2 separate regions of the Homo sapiens genome follow, and region 1 is linked to region 2. A link is an interaction called in ENCODE POLR2A ChIA-PET data of the cell type or tissue named here. Cell type or tissue: A673. All regions are shown on one strand. Links, peaks and the distances in the headings refer to the core of each region. The heading gives the core; the rest is flanking DNA.

The links. Peaks named below come from ENCODE experiments on the same cell type or tissue, not always from the same donor. Only the 100,000 strongest peaks of a DNase experiment are listed, where the experiment ranks them.
Region 1: POLR2A ChIA-PET joins it to region 2 with 9 read pairs; 4 of 35 experiments call an interaction of 5 or more read pairs at or near these places.

What each region holds. Positions count from the first base shown.
Region 1 is chr1:29,100,836-29,112,494 of GRCh38, forward strand. It overlaps EPB41 (erythrocyte membrane protein band 4.1), which reads left to right. Exons shown (of 21, transcript NM_001376013.1): 18 at 8,501-8,602; 19 at 11,533-11,613. Among named protein-coding and RNA genes, the nearest start is that of TMEM200B, 17 kb to the right of the region's middle. In A673, for the core only: no CTCF peak of the experiment used is centred there; no DNase peak of the experiment used is centred there.
Region 2 is chr1:29,157,624-29,169,282 of GRCh38, forward strand. It overlaps SRSF4 (serine and arginine rich splicing factor 4), which reads right to left. Exons shown (of 6, transcript NM_005626.5): 2 at 2,752-2,894; 3 at 1,751-1,863. It also overlaps a transcript of MECR not described here. Among named protein-coding and RNA genes, the nearest start is that of SRSF4, 18 kb to the right of the region's middle. RefSeq lists an enhancer at 6,859-7,479. In A673, for the core only: no CTCF peak of the experiment used is centred there; a DNase peak (open chromatin) is centred at 4,578; H3K27ac peaks cover 2,033 bases.

The DNA of each region.
Region 1 (11,659 bases), core at 3,749-7,748, 56 kb before region 2:
GGAAGATTTCTTGAGCCCAGGTGTTCAAGGCTACAGTGAGCTAGAGTCATGCCATTGTACTCCAGCCTGGGCAACACACCAAGACCCTGTCTCAAAAAAAAAAAGAGGGCCGGGTGCAGTGGCTCACGCCTGTAAACCCAATACTTTGGGAGGCCGTGGTGGGTGGATCACCTGAGGTCAGGAGTTCAAGACCAGCCTGACCAACATGGTGAAACCCCATCTCTACTAAAAATACAAAATTAGCCGGGCACGGTGGTGCATGCCTGTAATCCCAGCTAGTCGAGTGGCTGAGGCAGGAGAATCGCTTGAACCCGGGAGGTGGAGGTTGCAGTGAGCCAACATGGCGCCATTGCACTCTAGCCTGGGCAACAAGAGCAAAAGTCCATCTCAAAAAAAGAAAAAAAAAGAGAAAGAGAGAAATAGAATTTGTATCCTAGCTCAATCAGGTAGGTACCAACTAGGTAACCTTAGGCAAGTTGCTAATCTCTCTAAGCTTGTATTTCCTTGTTTGTAAAGTGGGGATAATACCACTGACCATTGCAAGCTTTGGAGGAAAATTAGGTGAAATGATGTCTGCAAAGCACTGGGCATGTTTATGGACACTTAGTGTCAGTATGCTTCCCTATTCTCTCTTTCGTGGTCTAGAGTGCAGATTTTGAGTTTGGTACATAATGAGAGTTTAATTAGCCAGGCGTGGTGGCGTGCACCTATAGTCCCAGCTGCTTGGGAGGCTGAGGCAGGAGAATCGCTTGAACCTGGGAGGTGGAGGTTGCAGTGAGCCGAGATCATGCCACTGCATTCCAGCCTGGGTGAAAGAGCGAGCGTCCATCTCAAAAATAAATAAGTAAATAAATAAACAAATAATGAGAGGTTGCGTAAAGTTTATCGATACTAACAAAGTGGCATAATTGAAGCAATGAGCCAGGCGTGGTGGACGCACCCATAGTCTCAGCTGCTCGGAAGGCTGAGGCGGAGGCTCCCTTGAGCCCAGGAGTTCGAGGCTGCAGTGAGCTGTGATTGTGCCACTGCACTCCAGCCTGGGGAACAGAGTGAGGACCTGTATCAAAAAAACAAAATAAAGTAGGGAGAGGTCTGGGACCAGGAATATGACTAGAACATCTCTGGAGAAATGCTTGTAAAGAACTGAAGTGTCTGAGGAAACAAGAAAAAAGAAATGTGTCAGTCGAGAGAGACAGAGAAATGAATGAATAGGTCTTGGCAGTGAAGGGGACTGAAAAAGAAAGGAATAGGAAATTACTTAAAAATTGTACACGCTATTAGCCAGAGGATATAGGAAATAATTACTTCATATGGCAGAATCCCTTTAAGTTGTCACTACCATGGAAACAAGCTAAATGTCCATCAGTGGAGAGCTGGTTAAATACATTATGGTACATCCAATTAAGGTAATTCTGTGTGGCCTTTAATAAAAGCTTCTGATGGGAACAAGCTACATGATAAATTGGTAAGTGAACAAGCATGGTGCACTATGGTGGTACTGTTTATGGAGGGGAGAAGGGATGTATATTGCAGCTATGTGTGTTTAGGTTTGTATATCAATACACTCTCTCTGAATGGGTACTAAAAAACAAAACAAAAAACCAACAACCAAAACGTATAGTGGCCCCTGATGAAGGAGACTGAGACTGCAGGACTCGGGTCAGGAGTGGGAGGGAAACTGACTTTTCACTGTAAAACATTTTGAAGTATTAAAATTTTTATAGCATAGACATAGCCAAAAAATTTTATTTTATTATTATTATTATTATTTAGAGACAGTCTTGCTCTGTAGCCCAGGCTGGAGTGCAGTGGCATGATCTCAGCTCACTGCAACCTCTGCCTCCCGAGTTCAAGTGATTCTCGTGCCTCAGCCTCTTGAGTAGCTGGGATTACATGTGCATGCCACCACACCTGGCTAATATTTATATTCATATTTTTATTTTTATTTTTGTTTGAGACAGAGTTTCCCTCTTGTCGCCCAGGCTGGAATGCAGTGGTGCCATCTCGGCTCACTGCAACCTCCACCTCCTGGGTTCCAGCGATTCTCATGCCTCAGCCTCCCAGGTGGCTGGGATTACAGGCACCCACCACCACACCCAGCTAATTTTTGTACTTTTAGTAGAGACGGGGTTTCACCATGTTGGTCAGGCTGGTCTCGAACTCCTGACCTCAGGTGATCCACCCACCTTGGCCTCCCAAAGTGCTGGGATTACAGGTGTGAGCCACCGCACCCAGCCTAATTTTTATATTTTTAGTAGAGACAGGGTTTCACCTTGTGGGCCAGGTTGGTCTCAAACTCCAGGCCTCAAGTAGTCAGCCCGCCTCGACCTCCCAAAGTGCAGGGATTACAGGCATGAACCACCGCACCCTGCGCCCCCAAAATTTAAATGGTTCAAAATAAATTGTTTTAAAAGTTAGAGCCACACTGACCACAGAAGTCCCTGTGGTGTGGGTGTAGGTAGCTCCTACAAAAAAAGGAAATGGAAGCAGTCATTTTAAAATATCCTGACATATTAGAGAAATATAAAGGCAGCGTGATATTCTTGACAGAGCCCGTGGGCTTTGGAATTAGAGTGACTTAGGTCTTAATTCCGACATTTGCTAGTTTTGTGACCTTGGGCAAGTCCCTTATCTTTTTGAGCCTTAGTTTTCTCTTCTGAAAAATACTGTGATCAAGTTATTGAAATAAGCACAATGTTTGCCTGGTATTTATTAGCTATTCATAATGGTAGCTATTATTATATTGCGTTGTTAAACATTTGCCTTTATTTCATTTTAACCAGGCTTAAGACAGTCAAGATACAAATTGCTTTTTATTTTATTTGTTTGTTTGTTTATTTATTTATTTTTGAGATGGAGTCTCACTCTGTCACCCAGGCTGGAGTGCAGTGGCGCGATCTCGGCTCACTGTAACCTCCACCTCCCAGGTTCAAGCAATTCTCCAGCCTCAGCCTCCCAAATAGCTGGGACCACAGGCATGCGCCCCCATGCCCGGCTAATTTTTTTATTTCTAGTAGAGATGGGTTTTGCCACGTTGGTCAGGCTGGTTTCGAATGCCTGATCTCAGGTGATCTGCCCGCCTTGGCCTCCCAAAGTGCTGGGATTACAGGCGTGATCCACTGCTCCCGGCCCACATTGCTTTTTATTACTTATGCTAGACAGTGGGGTAGAGTGGGGAAGAGTGTTGACTTTCGAGTCAGAGTCAGATTTCCTGGCTTTGAACCTGCCCTGTCACTAGTGTGCAGTCAAATTACTAAATCGCCATGTGCCTCAGTTTCCTCATTTGTAAAATGTGGCTAATAGTTGTACCTCATAGGATTGTTGTCAGGAATAAATGAATTAATGCACATAAATGTTTCCAAAGTGCCTGGCAGATAATAAGCACTAGATATTCATTTGCAATTGTTATTATTTATTTACTATTTCTACTTTTGCTTTTATTATCTTGCTGGATAAGTAAGCCGGAGCACCATTTTTTTATTTATTCACAGTCTCTGTGCTTTGGAAAACATGGTCAGAGGGGATAGTTTTTACGTGTAGTTTTTTATGTGTGTATATGGGTGTGTTTGAGGTAAAATTTACATACAGTGAAATGCACAGACAGGGTCTCGCACTGTTGCCCAGGCTGGAGTTACAGTGGCATGACCACAGTTCACTGCAGCCTCGACCTTTTGGGCTCAAGTGATCCTCCCACCTCAGCCTCATGAGTAGCTAGGACTCCAGGCGCACACCACTACATGTGACTTTTTAATTTTTTTTTTTTTTCGAGACGGAGTCTCGCTCTGTCACCTGGCCTGGACTGCAGTAGCATGATCTCAGCTCACTGCAACGTCTGCCTTCCGGGTTCAAGCAATTCTCCTGCCTCAGCCTTCTGAGTAGCTGGGATTACAGGTGCGGGCCACCATGCCTGGCTAATTTTTGTATTTCTTTTTTCAGTAGAAACAGGGCTTCGCCATGTTGGTCAGGCTGGTCTCGAACTCCTGACCTCATGATCCTTCCGCCTCGGCCTCCCAAAGTGCTGGGATTACAGGTGTGAGCCACTGTGCCCGGCCTAATTTTTTAATTTTTTGTACACACGGGACTCACTTTGTTGCTAAGGCTGATCTCGAACTCCTGGGCTCAAGCAATCCTCCCTCCTCAGCCTCCCAAAGTGCTGGTATTACAGATGTGAGCCACCATGCCTAGCAATTTGATTGGTTTTGACAAATGGCTATACATGTGTAACCAAGACACATTTAGGATACAGAACATTACCCCTGAAACTGGCTTCATAGCCTTTTCCATCTGATTTCTACCCCTTTAGGCAGCCAGTGCTCTGCTTTCTATCAGTATTGCTTAGTTTTGCCTGGTTTGGACTTCATGTAAGTAGAAGTATACAGTAGTACACTTTTGTGTATGGCTTCTTTCTTTCTTTTTGAATTGGAGTCTCACTCTTGTCATCCAGGCTGCTGGAGTGCAGTAGTACCATCTCAGCTCACTGCAACCTCCACCTCCCAGATTCTAGCGATTCTCCTGCCTCAGCCTCCTGAGTAGCCAGGATTACAGGTGCCCACCACTTCACCTGGCTAATTTTTGTATTTTTAGTAGAGACGGGGTTTCACCATGTTGGCCAGGCTGGTCTTGAACTCCTGACCTCAGGTGATCCACCCACCTTGGCCTCCCAAAGTGCTGGTATTACAGGCCTGAGCCACCGTACCCAACAGTGTCTGCCTTCTTTCTGAATATAATATTTTTTAGATTCATCCATGTTATGTGAATCAGTAGTTCCCTCTTTTTTATTGCTGAATAGTATTACATTGAATGAATATACCACAATTTGTTTATCCATTCATTTGTTGATGGACAGTTGGATGAATTTCAGTTTGGGAAAATATTAATAAAGCTGCTATGAATGTTCATGTACAGATCTTTTTTTTTTTTTTTTTTTTTTTGAGACAGAGTATGGCTCTGTTGCCGAGGCTGGAGTGCAGTGGCATGATCTCAGCCCACTGCAACCTCCGCCTCCTGGTTCAAGCGATCCTCCTGCCTCAGCCTCCAGAGTAACTGGACTACAGGCATGTATCACCATGCCTGGCTAATTTATTGGTATTTTGTGGTAGAGATAGGGTTTCATGATGTCGGCCAGGCTGGTCTCAAACTCCTGACCTCAGGCAATCCACCTGCCTCGGCCTCCCACAGTGCTGGGATTTCAGGCATGAGCCACCGTGCCTGGCCACAAATCTTGTTGTGGGCGTTTCATTTATCTTGAGTAAACATCTAAGAGTCAAATTGCTGGGTCATAGGACAAATGACCAGTATGAGGAAACATTGGTAAGAGGATCAAGGAAAACAGGCCCTGTATGGGAACAGGGTAAGTAGGAAAACATAACAGTGTCTCCTGCATCTTTAGCATTCTTCAGAGACAGAAAAGAGACTAGAGGGAGCGGGCAGGAGGTAGATAAAGATAGAGTCACAGGTTTATAGAGGAGTTCTTCAAAAAGCTTTAGCCCTTCTGGCATGCAAATTCATGTTATAACAATTTATAAGCTAATTTTATTTGTATAATTTCTTTGTATGCTCACAACAGTGCTACGGTGTAGGCAGAACACATATTCCCATATTGCTTTTATTTTTTATTTTATTTATTTATTTATTTTTTTGAGATGGAGTTTCACTCTTGTTGCCCAGGCTGGAGTGCAGTGGCGCAATCTCAACTCACTGCAACCTCTCAGCCTCCCGAGTAGCTGGGATTTTTTTTTTTTTTTTTTTTTTTTTTTGAGATGGAGTCTTCCTCTGTTACCCAGGCTGGAGTGCAGTGACACAATCTTGGCTCACTGCAACCTCCACCTCCTAGGTTCAAGAGATTCTCCTGCCTCAGCCTCCTGAGTGGCTGGGACGACAGGCGTTTGCCACCACACCTGGCTAATTTTTGTATTTTTAGTAGAGATGGGGTTTCACCATATTGGTCAGCTGGTCTTGAACTCCTGACCTCGTGATCCGCCTGCCTTGGCCTCCCAAAGTGCTGGGACTACAGGTGTGAGCCATTGCACCCAGTCCCCAGTATTGCTTTTATAAATGAGAAAACTAGACTGGGTGCAATGGCTCACGCCTGTAATCCCAGCACTTTGGGAGGCTGAGGAGGGTGGATCACCTGAGGTCAGGAGTTTGAGACCAGCCTGGCCAACATGGTGAAACCCTGTTTCTACTAAAAATACAGAATTAGCCAGGTGTGGTGGCATGCGCCTGTAATCCCAGCTACTTGGGTGGCTGAGGCAAGAGAATCGCTTGAACCCAGGAGGTGGAGGTTGCGGTGAGCCGAGATCCCACTATTGTACTCCAGCCTGGGGAAAAAGCAAAACTCCCTCTCAACAAAAAATAAAATAAATAAAAATTTAAAAATCAAATAAATGAGAAAACTAAAGCTCAGAGAAGTCAGAGTGACTTGCCCAAGGTTCCACAGCTGGTTACTGTCTGAGTGGGGACCCAAACCCCAGACTTCAAACAGGGAGTTTCTTGCCCTGAGTCCTAGTTCAAACACCCATTAGAGTCTTGGACAAATTCTTAACCTCTCTGGAGCTCTGTTTTCTTAACTGTACAATGTGTATAATAATGGTTCCTCCCTCAGATATTGAGAGGCATAATTGAGACAACAGTTGAATTATATGCTTGGCACATAGTAGGAGTATAATAAATATTAGTTGAGTCTGAATCTAAAGTAGATGACTGGTCTTGGCTGAAGAAAATATTAGTTAGCGGCTGGGCGCGGTGGCTCAAAGAGCTGTAATCTCAGCTCTTTGGGAGGTGGAGGTGGGCGGTTCACGAAGTCAGGAGTTCGAGACCAGCCTGGCCAATATGGTGAAACTCCATCTCTGCTAAAAATACAAAAATTAGCCAGGCGTGGTGGCAGGCGCCTGTAATCCCAGCTACTTGGGAGGCTGAGGCAGGAGAATTGCTTGAACCTGGGAGGCAGAGGTTGCAGTGAGCCGAGATCACACTATTGCACTCCAGCCTGGGCAACAGAAGCGAAACTCCATCTCAAAAAAAAAAAAAAAAAAAATACAAAAATTAGCCGGGCGTGGTGGCGCGTGCCTATATTCCCAGCTACTCAGGAGGCTGAGGCAGGAGAATTGCTTAAACCCAGGAGGTGGAGGTTTCGGTGAGCTGAGATCACGCCACTACTCTCCAGCCTGGGTGACAGAGCAAGACTCCATCTCAAAAAAAAAAAAAAAAAAAAGCTAATGTTTGAAAGGCATTTGTGAACTATAAAATGCTATACATGTGCTTAATTATTGTCACTAATGTTGACCTGTGGCTATGTTCCTGCCTCTTATTTCTTTTTTTTTTTTTTTTTGAGACAGAATTTCGCTCTTGTTGCCCAGGCTGGAGTGCAATGTCGCAATCTCAGCTCTCCACAACCTCTGCCTCCTGGGTTCAAGCTATTCTCCTGCCTTAGACTCCCGAGTAGCTGGGACTGCAGACATGCACCACCACACCCGGCTAATTTTGTATTTTTAGTAGAGATGGGGTTTCTCCATGTTGGTCATTCTGGTCTCAAACTCCCCACCTCAGGTGATCTGCCCCCCTCGGTCTCCCAAAGTGCTGGGATTATAGGCCTGAGCCACCGTGCCCGGCCCCTGCCTCCTATTTCTGATCCATTCCTGTCACTGACTCAGTGCTAAGGAAACTATACCCATCCAACTTTCTTAGAAGGAACTTTGTGCCCAGGGAATTTATTTTATTTTATTTTATTTATTTATTTTTAGACAGAGTCTCACTCTGTTGCCCAGGCTGGAAGTACAGTGGCGGGATCTTGGCTCACTGCAACTTCCACCTCCCAGGTTCAAGCATTTCTTCTGCCTCAGCCTCCCGAGTAGCTGGGATTATAGGCAAGCACCACCACGTCCGGCTAATTTTGTTTTTTTAGTAGACACAGGGTTTCACTCTGTTGGCCAGGCTGGTCTCAAACCCCTGACCTCAGGTGATCCACCCGCCTACACCTCCCAAAGTGCTAGGATTACAGGCATGAGCCACCGAGCATGGCCCAATTTATTTTATTTGTTAAGAGGTTACCCTGAAAAAAAAAAAAAAAAAGAGGTTACCCTGGCCGGGTGCGGTAGCTCACACCTGTAATGCCAGTACTTTGGGAGGCCGAGGCAGGCGGATCACCTGAGGTGGGGAGTTTGAGACCAGCCTGACCAACATGGAGAAACCCCATCTCTACTAAAAATACAAAATTAGCCCGGTGTGGTGGTGCATGCCTGTAATCCCAGCTACTCAGGAGGCTGAGGCAGGAGAATTGCTTGAAACCGGGAAGCGGAGGTTGCAGTGAGCTGAGATCACGCCACTGCATTCCAGCCTGGGCGACAAGAGTGAAACTCCGTCTCAAAAAAAAAAAAAGAGGTCATTCTAAGGGAATGAGATTTTTGCATCAGAATGTGCAGCTGAAGAGCAAAGCTGCAGCCTGCAACATTTGCCCAGTCTTCCTGAGAGGCATGATGATGAGCCATGCTTTCTTCTGCAGACTGACGACAACAGTGGAGACTTGGACCCAGGAGTCTTGCTGACAGCTCAAACTATCACATCTGAGACCCCAAGCAGCACCACCACAACTCAAATTACCAAGGTAACAGACCAGCTAGAACCTCTTTATGGAACCCAGGGGCAGGCTAAGCTTGCTGCCACCTCTCTGCAAGAAGGACCCTAGTCCATAAGCAAATATTTTCAGCTCCATCCCTAGTAAGCCACATTATTCAAAGAGTCCTGGATGGAAAGGCCCTGCTGCCTTCCCCAGCAATAAATCTAGGGAGATACCCTGAGAGTATCCCTGCCTACTTAGTAGTCTCCTAAAGGTAGGTGTGGTTGTTCTCTTTACACATCTGTCTCTCTGGTCAGTGAGTCCCCTGTCTGGCTGTGGAAGTAAGTTTAAAAAGTCAGCATGGCCAGGCATGGTGGCCCACACCTGTAATCCCAGCACTTTGGGAGGCCAAGGCAGGTGGATCACCTGAGATCAGGAGTACGAGACTAGCCTGACCAACATGGTAAAACCCCGTCTCTACTAAGAATACATAAATTAGCCGGGTGTGGCGGCATACACCTGTAGTCCCAGCTATTCGGGAGGCTGAGGGAGGAGAATTGCTTGAACCCAGGAAGCAGAGATTACAGTGAGCAGAGATTGCGCCACTGCACTCCAGCCTGGGTGAGCGAGCAGACTCTATCTCAATAGAAAGTTAACTTAAGGGGCCAGGCGTGGTGTAATCACACCTGTAATTCCAGTACTTTGGGAGGCTGAGACAGGTGGATCCCTTTAGCCCAGGAGTTTGAGATTAGCCTTGGCAACATAGTGAAACCTCATCTGTACAAAAAAATACAAAAAAAAAAAAATGTGCTGGGCATAATGGCGCATGCCTGTGGTCCCGGCTACTTGGGAGGCTGAGGTGGGAGGATCACTTGAGCCCAGGGCATCAAGGCTGCAGTAAGCCGTGATCATGCCACTGCACTCCAGCCTGAGTGACAGAGCAAGACCCTAAAACCTATCTCTGTAAAAACAAAACAAAACAAAAAGTCAGCTTCAGGGAAATTATTTTTGGTATTTTTATACAACCATATTTTCCAAGCCCAAAATCAGAACTCTGGGTCTGAGGAAGAATTTTTACAGCATTCCAGGGACAAGGCCATGAGAACTTGTTTGGATGCTGAAATATTGGAATTATTAGAATGTAGTTTATAGGAAGCAAGAGAGAGAAAATATCTAAAATTGGAACTACCCCCAGAAAATCAGAGGCAATCGATGTTTGCTGTAACACTAGAGGAAAATACTTTTTTTAATAGGTAAGAAATATAGCTTCTTGACCAAGCTCTCTCATCAATACACAGATGACTGGAAACTAGTTAACTTAATGTGTCTAGACCTTGGTTTTCCTCATCTACCAGAAAGAGAAATCTACTCACCCTCAGGAGATTATGTGAGGACCTTTTGACATCAATAATATGAAAATGCTTTAAAATACAAGAGCCCAGTTTCAAGCTGTGTGACATATTTGTTCATAGCCTTCAGATTTTTTTCCTCTTGAAAATGATCATGGTGGCTCATGCCTGTAATCCCAACACTTTGGGAGGCCAAGGCGGGCGGATCACCTGAGATCAGGAGTTCAAGACCAGCCTGGCCAACATGGCGAAACCCCATCTCTACTAAAAAAATAAAAATTAGCCGAGCATGGTGGCACACGCCTATAGTCCCAGCTACTCGGGAGGCTTAGGCAGGAGAATCACTTGAACCCAAGAGGCGGAGGTTGCAGTGAGCTAAGATCATGCCACTGCACTCTAGCCTGAGCAACAGAGCAAGACTCCATCTCAAAAAAAAAAAAAGAAAAAGAAAATGATCAATTAAAATGTATAGCATCAGTATCCAGTCTCTAAAACAGAAATGTATGAGAGAAGAGCACAGAAAGTCCTATTTTGTTTACTTGCTAGATTTCTGTGGTATTCAGGAGGAAGAAAAAGGAGAAAGTAAATACAGAATTGTGACTTTCTGTTTAGCTTAATAAAGATTTTAGTAATCCAGGCTGGGCGCGGTGGCTCACACCTGTAATCCCAGCACTTTGGGAGGCCGGGGCGGGCAGATCACGAGGTCAAGAGGTCGAGACCATCCTAGCTGACAAAAAACCCCGTCTCTACTAAAAATAGAAAAAATTAGCCGGGCGTGGTGGCAGGCGCCTGTAGTCCCAGCTACTTGGGAGGCTGAGGCAGGAGAATGGTGTGAACCCAGTAGACAGAGCTTGCAGTGAGCCGAGATCGCACCACTGTACTCCAGCCTGGGCGACAGAGCAAGACTCCGTCTCAAAAAATAAATAAATAAATAAATAAAAAAGATTGTAGTAATCAAGGCTGGATGTGGTGGCTCACGCCTGTAATCCAAGCACTTTGGGAGGCTGAGGTGGGTGGATCACAAGGTCAGGAGTTTGAGACCAGCCTGGCCAACATAGTGAAACCCCATCTCTACTAAAAATCCAAAAATTAGCTGGGCATGGTGGTGCGTGCCTGTAGTCCCATCTACTCAGGAGGCTGAGGCAGGAGAATTGCTTGAACCCGGGAGGCAGAGGTTGCAGTGAGCCGAGATCACACCACTACACTCCAGCCTGGACAACAGAGCGAGACTCTGTCTCAAAAAAAAAAAAAAACAAAGATTTTAATAATCCAGGGGAGTAGAAGTGTACTCTACAAGGGAGTAGAAGTAGCAGGTCTGGTTGAGATTTTGGACAAGTAGGTTAGAAAGCTGTCCTTTGCAGTACCCAGCAGTAGATTAAAATTTGGAGTGGAGCTTTCGGAATAATCTTTGCTATTTTTCTTTTTTTGTTTGTTTGTTTGTTAATAGAGACGAGGTCTCATTATGTTGCCCAGGCTGGTCTCAAACTCCTGGCCGCAAGCATTCCTCCTATCTCAGCCTCCCAAAGTGTTGAGATTACAAGTGTGAACCACTAAACCTGGCCTCTTTTTCTTTTTTTTTAATTCTTGTTATATCGCTGATCTCATATGACATCTTCTCTTTGGTTCCAGACTGTAAAAGGTGGGATTTCAGAGACACGTATTGAAAAGAGAATTGTGATCACAGGAGATGCTGATATTGACCATGATCAGGTGGGAATGTTGAAGAGATCTGGGCCTGGGAGGGGTCCCTGGGCAG
Region 2 (11,659 bases), core at 2,878-6,877:
GATTAAATTTTAAAAAGAAAAACAAAAAAGTGCTTTAAATTAAACTATACAAATGTAAAGGATTCCTAACTATTCTTTCCTGAACCTAAATACACTTCACTCATTTGGCTAGAGATGACTTGTTTAAATATGGCCAAAAAAAGCGAGAAGGGAGACAGAAAACAAAACCTGTTTCATGCATCCTCCTAAGACCATTCAGATTATGATACTGCTCAGTAAGTTTTTCTTCCTATTGAGATTAAAAACACTGTTGTCAATAAGTGGGGCCGGGTGCAGTGGCTCACGCCTGTAATCCCAGCACTTTAGGAGGCCAAGGCAGGTGGATCACTTGTGGTCAGGAGGAGCTCGAGACCAGCCTGGTCAACATGGTGAAACCCCGCCTCTACTAAAATACAAAAATTGGCCGGGCATGGTGGCATGCACTTGTAATCCCAGTTACTCAGAGGGCTGAGGCAGAACTACTTGAACCCCAGAGGCGGAGGTTGCAGTGAGCTGAGATGGCGCCACTGCACTCCAGCCTAGGCGAAAGGGCGAGACTCCATCTCAAAAAAAAAAAAAAGCTGGAACCAGTACACTGGATGGCCAACATTAGCACTGAATCTTAATTCTTGACACCAAACCTCTTTCAGGACAAATATTCCATCAAAAACCTTATGAAAAAACATGGGTCAGATTGTCAATTTCACCAGTAAGGATACACACTGAAGCTGATGTGAATTTGCATGTTATAGCAAATGCTGCAGGAAACACTGATGGTTTCAACCATTTTATTGACTGGTGAGTAGCTACACTGCCATCTTCTTGTAACCCTTTTTTTTTTTTTTGAGACAGAGTCCTGCTCTACTGCCCAGGCTGGAGTGCAGTGGCATGATTTTGGCTCACTACAACCTCCACCTTCCAGGTTCAAGCAATTCTCTTGCCTCAGCCTCCCAAGTAGCTGGGACTACAGGTGCCCACCACCACGCCCGGCTAATTTTTGTATCTTTTTAAGTAGAGACAGGGTTTCAAACATTCTTTACAGAGAGAAATTTCGTTATCACACATTTGGGCCAGGTTTCTGTCATGTCAGCACTTGAGGAGGCTGAGACTGAAGGATCACTTGAGGCCAGGAGTTCGAGACCAGTCGGGGTAACATAGTGACAACCAATCTCTGAGCCATGATTGTGCCTCTGCACTCCAGCCTAGGCAACAGAGACTCTGTAACAAAACAAAATCAGGCCGGGCGCGGTGGCTCACGCCTGTAATCCCAGCACTTTGGGAGGCTGAGGCGGGTGGATCACAAGGTCAGGAGTTCAAGATGGTGAAACCTCGTCTCTACTAAAAATACAAAAAAATTACCCGGGCATGGTGGCGGGTGCCTGTAATCCCAGCTACTCAGGAAGCTGAGATGGAGAATTGCTTGAACCCGGGAGGCGGAGGCTGCAGTGAGCAGAGATGGTGCCACTGCACTCCAGCCTGGGCAACACAGCGAGACTCCATCTCAAACAAACCAAACCAAACCAAACCAAACCAAACCAAACCAAACCAAACTCACAAATGTGTCCTTAGAATGATGGTCCCACAATGTATAGCAGGAATATAATTCTGATATATTTTGTACTCATATGGCACTTTAATTATTTCCAGCTCTGTGCAGGCTTTCAAACATATAACACTGTATTTTGTGTATGCCTGGGCCTGCACAAATCTACCTGTTTCCCAACTTTAACTCCTGCCCAACCTTACCCCAAAAGGTTAATGGGGCCCAAACCTTTAGGTCTTGCCAGCTGCACCGACTTGACAAATTCTCCACAATAAGTCTGTACTCTGTGCGAGTAGGAGGGCCATATTTATCTCGGCCACTTCTTCTATAACCATATCCACCTTTGGAAGGTTCAAATAAATAAGATTATTTCAGTGGAAGAAAAGGAAAAAAAATGACACAGCACACACCCCCCCTTAAATATATTATTTACCCCCACCCCAAACAATAGCACGTTTTAACTCTATTCCCACCCTTAATTCTAAAATAGATTTTTAAAGAAGCAATCAGCTAAATATAAACATTTAATTTAAAAAGTTGTAAGTATACATATTCATTAATATTTGCATTTAAGATTAACATGCATAAATTTAAAACTATTAACAATTTAACAATTTAGAAATAAGTAACCAAATTACTAAATCAGTTACTGGTGTTACTCACAGTGATTAAACATTTTGTGAATATTTTATATGGAAAAAAAAAGATTTTCAGGCACCTATTTCAGTTTAATCTCATCTGTGTCTAACCCTTGGGATCCTCACCACCCAGGTCTAATGGGGAAAGGTTGCGGTCGTCACATGGCTTCCTGTTTTTGGTCAGCCAAGGGCCACAATGGTTCAAAGAGCCACGCATGGAAAGGTAACCCAAGGTCAGCAAATGGAACAGGCAGTCATCTTAGCCTCAAAGGATTCTTTTAATTAAAACATTGAGGTCTTTGTTAAATCTATGTTAAACAATTGCATTACAGAGAAAAAAACAACAACAACACAAACACACATCATTAAACATATTTATAAAGTATTATAAACAAGAAATTGTCATTAGTTTAATTAAAATTAAACATTATCAAAGGCTTATTTGTAATTCTACATTTTTAAAAAAGATACATAATTTACAAAATAGCTTAAACATCAATACGTTTAAATGTAATATCAATTAATTACTTTAAAAATTAGCATGATAACAAAAGCACGTTACTGATAAAAGTATGCCCTTTGAATGCTTACTGCGTCCAGAACCGTAACTGCCATCTCGCCGTGGGCCGCGGGCATGCTCAACAATTACTCGCTCACCACAAAGGTCTTTGCCATTCAGTTCATAAACAGCATCATCTGCATCACGCAGATCATCAAACTCCACAAAACCATATCTAGAAGAGAGCAAAGAAAATACTGGTTGGTACCATTTTGACATCCAGCTTCACTAACATTAAAGAGAAAGCAATGAGGTTCATGCTTAGCAAAGGTTAGGTGGATTTTGCAAACTAAGGATCAACTTTGTCTTCTCTTCAGGTGAAACCACTTTGCTTTGTGCCAACAGGCACTGAAAGAGGTAGGGAGACTTCTCAAAGTAGACTCCTATCTTTCTAGGAGGAGGCTGGCTACATACACAGGACACTTCTTTTGTTTCCCAAGTAGTTGGTGGCAACTGCAAAGACAGGGATGCTTGGTATAAGAATCCAAAATATATAATGCTACAAGACATATAACGCTCTTTCAAACACCACATAAAACTCATCTTTTTTAGCTTTAAAAGTGGTATCTTAGAGAACAATTAGACCTACATTCAGGCACTGTGTAATAACTGTTGAATCATGTGAAAGTAAAAAACTTTTTTTTAAGGTTCCTGTTCCTCTACGTAAACACATCTGTCACATGTGATTATCAGTGAAAAAAAGACTGGAGCTGTTTACTTCCCTGTGAGATTCCAAATTCATTTCCATGAAGTTTTAGAATAGGATGGAATTCTCTGAAATCTGTATACAACTCGTGCAAACTTCTTTAAATGGTATTGCTACATCTTTTCCAGCCAAGAGGTTTGGTGGCTTAACATATAACCAAAAGAACCCCCACCATCCTACTAATGCCTATTAAAGAGTACAATTTATATAGCTAAAGTGCAAAATTTGTAAGATACTTATAAGCAAGGTTATACAAATGCCCTGTAAATTATGTTTTCAAGAAATATTTAGTTTGGTCTGACACAGCTGTGAAAAGTCCAGCTTTGTGACCATTGCCTATATTTAAAAACCAAAACCATCTTATTGATCATAACTAATCAGAAAGGAAAGTTACAAGCAATTTCTTTAAACTCTAGTAAGGCTGTGTGTACACGGGCACACAGACTAGTGTTCCTCTGCATTTAAACACACTGACACTACAAACAAGTTACAAGACTTGTCAGAGGGTCACTCAGCCTGCTGACAAAAAATGATTCCAGTTTACTTATTTATTTATTTATTTTATTTTTTGAGACAGAGTCTCGCTGTCGCCCAGGCTGGAGCGCAGTGGTGCGATCTCAGCTCACTGCAACCTCCACCTCCTGGGTTCAAGTGATTCTCCTGCCTCAGCCTCCCGAGTAGCTGGGATTACAGGCGCACGCCCCCATGCCTGGCTACTTTTTGTATTTTTAGTAGAGACAGGGTTTTGCCATGTTGGCCAAGCTGGTCTCAAAACCTCAGGTGATTCGCCCTCCTGGGCCTCCCAAAGCGCTAGGATTATAGGCGTGAGCCACTGCGCCCGGCCTCCAGTTTCTTTAGAATGTGATGCTATACTCAGTAACATGTTAAATAAGTGAGAACTCAGAATTGTGGAATTTTTCCTTTACTAAAGAGTTCCTTTCATACAACAGTCTCTCAAGGTGACAATGTGCTAGGTTACAATGTGTAGGTAACAACGTTGGAGGGTTTTTTATGTTGAAATGTCTGAGTGGCACTGAATGTCAACTCCATTAAAAAAAATTAACACAGACACACCCGGTTATTTAACAGGAAGTGCCTTGCAGTAACACAATTCAGAAGCCACCTGGCTCAATTTATGGGCTGTGAAGTCTTTAAAACATAGTTTCACGCTTCCATAGGCTAGAATTGCTGAGCAGCTTAATAAGAAGGATTTTGAACATGCTGTTATCTTAGAAAAGGCAAGTAAAGCCTCTCGAAATCCCTGACTTACTATGTTCAAAAGTGCTTTACAGTGACTAAAAATCTATTAATAGATAATATAATGTAGCTGCTTTTTCCTTTCTTAGATAGAATGGGTCATTAGGAAAACTATACTATTATTTTCAGAGACAATTTTTCTTTTAAGGCAAATAAAAAACCAACTCAACTATTTTCTACTTTGGTTTATCTCTAGATGGATTCAAAACAATAACAACAACAAAAGTGCCCTCCTGAATTTAATTGTCAAGACCAGTCCCAAGTCTCCTCTGTCCACAGCATCACTGCTTTTGGCACCATGTGAGAGCCTGACGCCATGCGGAGGGAGGAGGGACATTTGGCCTGGGCGTGATGGAATGGCCTCCACTCCCTTCGAGTCATACTCTGGCTCGGCACTGTTCAATGACTGAATGACCAGGACTGATCTAACGTGATCTTAGAAGGACATCACCGAATCCTGAGGATTAAACAAACCACAGGAAAATACCAACTGTTTTCCTCAAAATAGTGAAGGGTTACAACTACTGGGCAGAGGGGGTGGTCACAGAATGCAACATCCTAAGCTCTGCAGGTCAACTGAAATAGAAAGCCCAGTGGCCGCTGATGGCAAGTGATGCTTCTGTCAGACCTACATGGTAATACATTCTCCCAGACTCAAAGATCACCCTGTTCCAAGGCTCATATGCAGAACTTATCCTGACCTTTCAGAGAAAGCAGTGACAATCTGTTCAGTGGAGGCAGGTTAATTTAAAAATAAAAATTAATGTTACGACAGATGAATCTTTCTTTGCAAGCTGAGAATGAAGCAAGGCATATCTTGCCAATAAAACTTCCTTGAGTTACAGGGACAACTGGTAATGTTACAGAAAAATCCCTACAAACCTCCCCCAGTATTTACTTCTAAAAAGTTCCAACAAGTGGGTCACTTGGTAAGCCTGTTTTGGGGGTATCCAAAACATTTATTAAATTAGCTGACTTGAGATTAAATTTATTTTACAGAAAAATTTTGGCTACTATTCTGTGAAAAAATCTATTTGAAACATATCAAAGTTCAGTTCAAGGATCAAATCAGGCATCTGATTGTCACTTCTCTCTGCCATTGACATGCTGAGTGGGTTTGGAAGATTAAAACAAACATCTTCGCATACAACAAACCATATCTGATACGGACTCTTGTTCTGAGAATAAAGCAAAGAGCAGATCAGTGTGGTTGTTTCTACCAAGTCTGCTTTACTTGAAGAATGACTTAATTTCATTCAATAAATAGAGTGAATAAGATAGAAATAAATTAAGACAGAAGACTAGATAATAAAAATAAAATGTTACCTCTGACTAAACAATCTCTCTATTAAGCAATGGTATCGTAGTTTATATTCATAGCACCCATCAGCTAGGTACTATTATTTCTGTTTTACAAATGAAGAAATCAAGGCACAGAATATTAAATAACTTGCATAAAAAAACCCCGCCGAGCTGGCATTCAAACCTGTGGTTTGACACCAGGGCTGAAACTCCCTAACTATTAAGACTGAAGCAGCAAGAACCGACCTGGGTTCTAGTCTTGGTTCTGCTACAAACTTTGAAGAGCAAATTTAAATCATTTTATTTCTCTGGGTCTTAGTTTATTCATGAAATGAGGGAAGTATACTGCATATCTCCAAGGCTTCGACTAACATCAAAAGCATGACAGGTTAAGTGTTAAAATTAGTGCTCCTTTGGTTTAACAATGGAGATGGGGTCTCAATATGTTATCCAGGCTGGACTTGAACTCCTGGGATCAAGGGATCCTGCGGCTTCAGCCTCCCAAGTAGCTGGGATTACAGGCACACGCCACTGTGCTGGGCTTCAAAAATGGAAAATTTAAACTCTAAAATTTGACATGCCTGCACTAGGATGGTACCACCAGACACCAACAGATGAAAAGGGATACATTTTTATCATCTAAAATACCTTTTATGTATGGGTCCCAATTTTAGTTCATTTAAACACTTTTAACTGTTCCTGAATTAATTAGTGCCTTCAACAAAGTAAAGCTCTTCCTGGTAACTAACACTAGAGCCTTTTAAAGCCAAGCTTAACACTCCCTTTGTGCTTTGCAGCAAGTAACGTGAAACAAATCTCTTTTCTCAGAAAGCAATCTCCTTTTGAATCCTCTGTCAGAGTAAAAAGGAATATAAAATACACACATGCATGTATACATACTATTATATGTATGCACGTGTGTACATATATGTATATACATCTCTGGTGTGACTTGTGAATAAGCCTCACAAAACAACCCAAGAGATAAATTTCTCTAATTCTAACAGCAGAAATCCTTCCTCTTCTGCTCTATTAAAAACAAAGAACACCTTTCAATAATTCATAGGATGCAGGAATTCAGGAGAAAGAATCTAAGACAAATGTAAAAACCCCTCCACAGCAGGGATTGACAGAAACACAAAGAGCCCTGCGATACACTTTCAATCTTCCTCCCCTATGCATATGAAAGAATAAAAAGCATGACCTCACTATTCAATACACAACACCCTTCAAGTAAGAGAAGAAACTCCTTTCTTTAATGTTTCTCTGCAATAGGTTGAGTATTCTGAATCCGAAAATCCAAAATCTGAAATGCTCGAAAATCCGAAACTTTCTGAGCAGCAACAAGATGCTCAAATTTGCTCATCAGAACATTTTGGATTTTGTTTAGGAATGCTCAACCATTAAGTACAATACAAACATTCCCAAATCCCAAAAAAAACCCTGAAATCCAAAATTCGTCTGATCCCAAGCACTGTGTTGTCTTTACCAAAACTATTTTCCTCTGGTCACATTCTATCCTCACAAACCTAGTCAAAAGAATGAGGGGAAGTTGCTGTCATTTTCCCTGTAAAAAAAGGCAGGCACCATGAGTCTTACCAAGTATAGACAGGTATCTGGATACCACAAACAAAAGCCACACTGAATTACATGGGCTGCTCTAAACTTTAGTCCATTCTTATCCCATTGCCAATGCGCTCATCTTCGTCATTCAATAGCTGATGTACTGCTCAGGTTATCAGTCATAATTCTGAAAAGGTAGAACTGGAATGACGTATTTTTAAAACTAAGGTACTCTAAGACTTCAACTTTTGAAATGTTAACCACACTTCTTCAGGCAAGAATTATTATCTGAGTTTGTATCCTTGCTAAATATCCTTTCTCTGATCCTAATAGCCTATACCAATGGTCCCAAACACCAAGTCTGCCCTTTGCTCTGTTATGTTCTACTGAATAGGATTTACCTCAACTCTTTTCAGAACAGCTTAGGGTCACTTCTGTATTCCAAACATCTTCACTGAACAGGGAGACTAAGTCCTGTCTGCAATCTAATACCCATGGCTTGCTCTGGAAACAGGCTGATCAATGGCTAACTGGGCAAGGCATGACTAAGGGGGTGCTCAATACCAGAAACTGCTAGGGAGTGGGTATGAGGAGCAGGGGAAAGCAAGCCTCCATGCGTGTGACCGTGGTCACCCACCAACACTGCTTACCGAGGGGCATGCCTTGGATGGTCTCTCTATAAGAAAATATGCCCCTTTCCACGGTGGATCTCTGCTCACCTTTGTCCTAAAACTGTGCCACATGCTTTTCTTTGTATGTGGACATGACAGTCCTCAGCCAACCATCAGCAGGATGTGAGTTTTGTTTTCACAATGTGGTGAGCCATTCCCACATTCACTCATTTTCCTTGTAAGAACCGAACCTCTCCATGGCTGGTCAGGATTAGGGATGTTGCTGTAGCCAAGGAAAAATTTTCATCTGTTGAAGTTAACCCACGGGGTGGCTTGAACCCTCAATCTAGAGTCAGTAGCACTGTACTTTAAGGGGAAAGTCCTTAAATCTACCCTGAAAGAAATGGCATTCAGTGAACAGGAATCAAACAGCTTTGTTTCAAAGCACTCAGTGATGTCCTATGCTTCAGCCAACTTGGTCTTATGAGGTAAAAAGTCAGGACACACTGATAGGACAGTACTAAAAAAACGGTAATTCTTGCTGTCTGCATAAAGTGCTTGGCAAACTGTAGAAAGACACTTCTGCAACCAACTCTAGTGCTCAGAAGAGGCCAACTCAGAGAAAAGCTTGTGAATGAGAACAGTGTAACTGCCCCGATTCCAAAGGTCTGCAACATTCCAGGGAACCAGCGTTCAGGCCCTCACAGAAGAATTAACCAATGTCACATTTACTGCTCAGGATCAGTGATTATGGTTGCAATTTGACTTTCCTGGCAACAGAGGGTTGTTTACAACCCACAACTAAAAGCTGCTACCACATGAAATGGGTTCCTGAGATCCTTTCCTTTCTTGAGACAGGAAGGAGGCTGCTCTGGGCATTGTGGCCTCTCTTTAGTCTCAGAGGAGGGAGGGCCATCAAGGCCACCTGGAGGAGGTGGATGACTTACCCGTGCTCACTGAGTGGCAGAGCTGGGGTGCGACTTCAGGGCTCACCATTACCCAGTCTGGGACTCTTTTCACGTCGGCAAACTGGCAGTTCCCGCACACCAAGGGCTCTCTGATTAGAGCTAGTGTGGATTCCTGGTCTGCAAACGTTGGCCACAGCTCAGTCTGCACTTGATCTTTCCCCACCTTCAAAGAAGAAAACCTACCTCATGATTTCTCTCTTCCGGATCCCTTGACCATCTAATTTGCTCCCAACACCTTTGTAATCACTTCTGACTATATCTTATTGGTTACCCACTGGGTCTACTGCCAAGTTCTGCAGTTTTCTCATTTGCTGGGCCTTCAGGGCTGTCTCTACCATTTGGATTAATTTATGTAATTCTAGGCTAGAGCTATTTTTACTTAGTCAACTTGTCTTTTGCATTGTGTCAGGAAAAGTCAGCTACTAAATCATTTTTTTGTTTAGAAGTCTATAACGACTCCTAAGTATCTTTATGTCACTCTCTAAACCTGGAACACCTTGACTACACAAGTTGAATTATATCAATCTTCTTCCATATGCTTGAGAATTACCTCTTTCATGAAGCCTCAGAAACTTGCCTATTCCAATTATTTTAGGACTTTCTTTAGCTTTAGCACTTCTATTCAATTTTACGCTTTTTGTTTTTGTTTTTTTGAGATGGAGTCTCGCTCTGTTGCCCAGGCTGGAGTGCAAAGGCACAATCTTGGCTCACTGCAGCCTCCACCTCCCAGGTTCAAGCAGTTCTCCTGCCTCAGCCTCTTGAATAGCTGGAATTACAGGCACACGCCACCACGCCCAGCTAATTTTTATATTTTTAGTGGAGACGGGGTTTCACCATGTTGGTCAGGCTTGTCTCAAACTCCTGACCTTGTGATATGGCCGCCTCAGCCTCCCAAAGTGCTGGGATTACAGGCGTGAGCCACTGTGCCCAGTCATGTTTCTGTAGCTTTTTAAGTCTTGTTTTTGTCTTTGTGCTTACCTTCTCTTTTGATTATGAGCTCTTCACTAAGAAAAACGAAGGCTAATATCTGTTGGCTATTTAGCACAGTGCCTGGCACAGTAAATAATTTATCCATAATATTTCATCCATTTGTATATCAAATGTGAAGAATGTATTATTATTCTTCTCATTTTACAATGAGAAACTGAGGCTTGGAGTAAGCAACTTGCTCATTTTCAAGGAGCTCATGAGTGAAGGAGCTAGATTTGAACCCAGACCCATGACTCTAAAAATCCCAGCTCTAAACCACAAGGTTCTAATTCCTTTTTTTTTTTTTTTTTAAAAAAAACATAGTCTCGCTCTGTCGCGCAGGCTGCAGCGCAGCGGCGCGATCTCCACTCACTGCAACCTCTGACCCTGGGCTCAAGCAATTCTTGTACCTCAGCCTTTAGAGTGGCTGGGACTACAGGTGTGCACCACCATGCCCGGCAAATTTTTTGTAATTTTTTTTTTTTTTTTTTTAGGAGAGACAGGGTTTCACCATGTTGCCCAGGGTGGTCTCGAACTCCTGAGCTCAGGCAATCCACCTGCCTTGGCCTCCCAAAGTGCTAGAATTACAGGCATGAGCCACCATGCCCGGCCTTCTACTGTATTTTAAAGGCAGATGCTTCTCTTCCAGTCCTGTGTACAATCTTTTTTCACTCAATAAATGCTGCTGCTTGACTTAATGATACTCTAACATCAGATAAAGTCAGGCTGTAGTAAAGGTTTTTGATATAATGGGGTAAAGTCTCTAGAGAAAAAAGAAATTGACCTTGGGGCAGGGTGAAGCACCTCTAAGCTGGGGGTATGTGACAACCAGGTTACTTTCACTCGTCTTTTGGTTCCCATTAGCCAGTGTCAGCCATCTGGTCCTTCCGAAAACATGTGTGGGTTCAGAACATAACAGACTAGAAGAATAGAGGAAAAATAAGATTATTCTGTGCAATCCCCATTCTGGAGGTCCCATATCAACCCCCGGAGTCTGTCTTTGCTTCTAAGGCTCAGCAAAAATTAGACCAGCATAAAGAAGATGAAGACTTGGATCTAGACGTGGTGGATGTGAATGAATATTGGCAATATTATGTATTTAGGAATGTATTTAATTAGTTTTGCAAGGAATGGTGACTTGAACCAAAAAATATAAGCGTGAATGGTAGGAGGGAAATGGGCCAGAAATCAAAGAATACTAGAAAGTTTACAGACTTTCAACTATACAAAGGTTAAAGCAGCAACCAGAAAAGTACCATGCAGATGATAAACATCTAAGATGTGATTTAATTTTCATTAACTAAAAACTATTTTTAACATGCAGCCCACTAGGACTCTTCTTCACATTTCTTTGTAATAATTACTACTCCTATTTTTGAAAGTTTTACGATGTATAAAGCATTATGCTAAGTGCTTTACACACATTATATCCATTTAATTTTCACAACTCTGAGGTTTACTGTCATCTGACAGATCAAGAAACTAACTTAGAGGAGTTGAGTAACTTGCCAAGACTATCCCAAAGACCTGGGATTCTTCACACCCAGCTAACCTAAAACCTGCA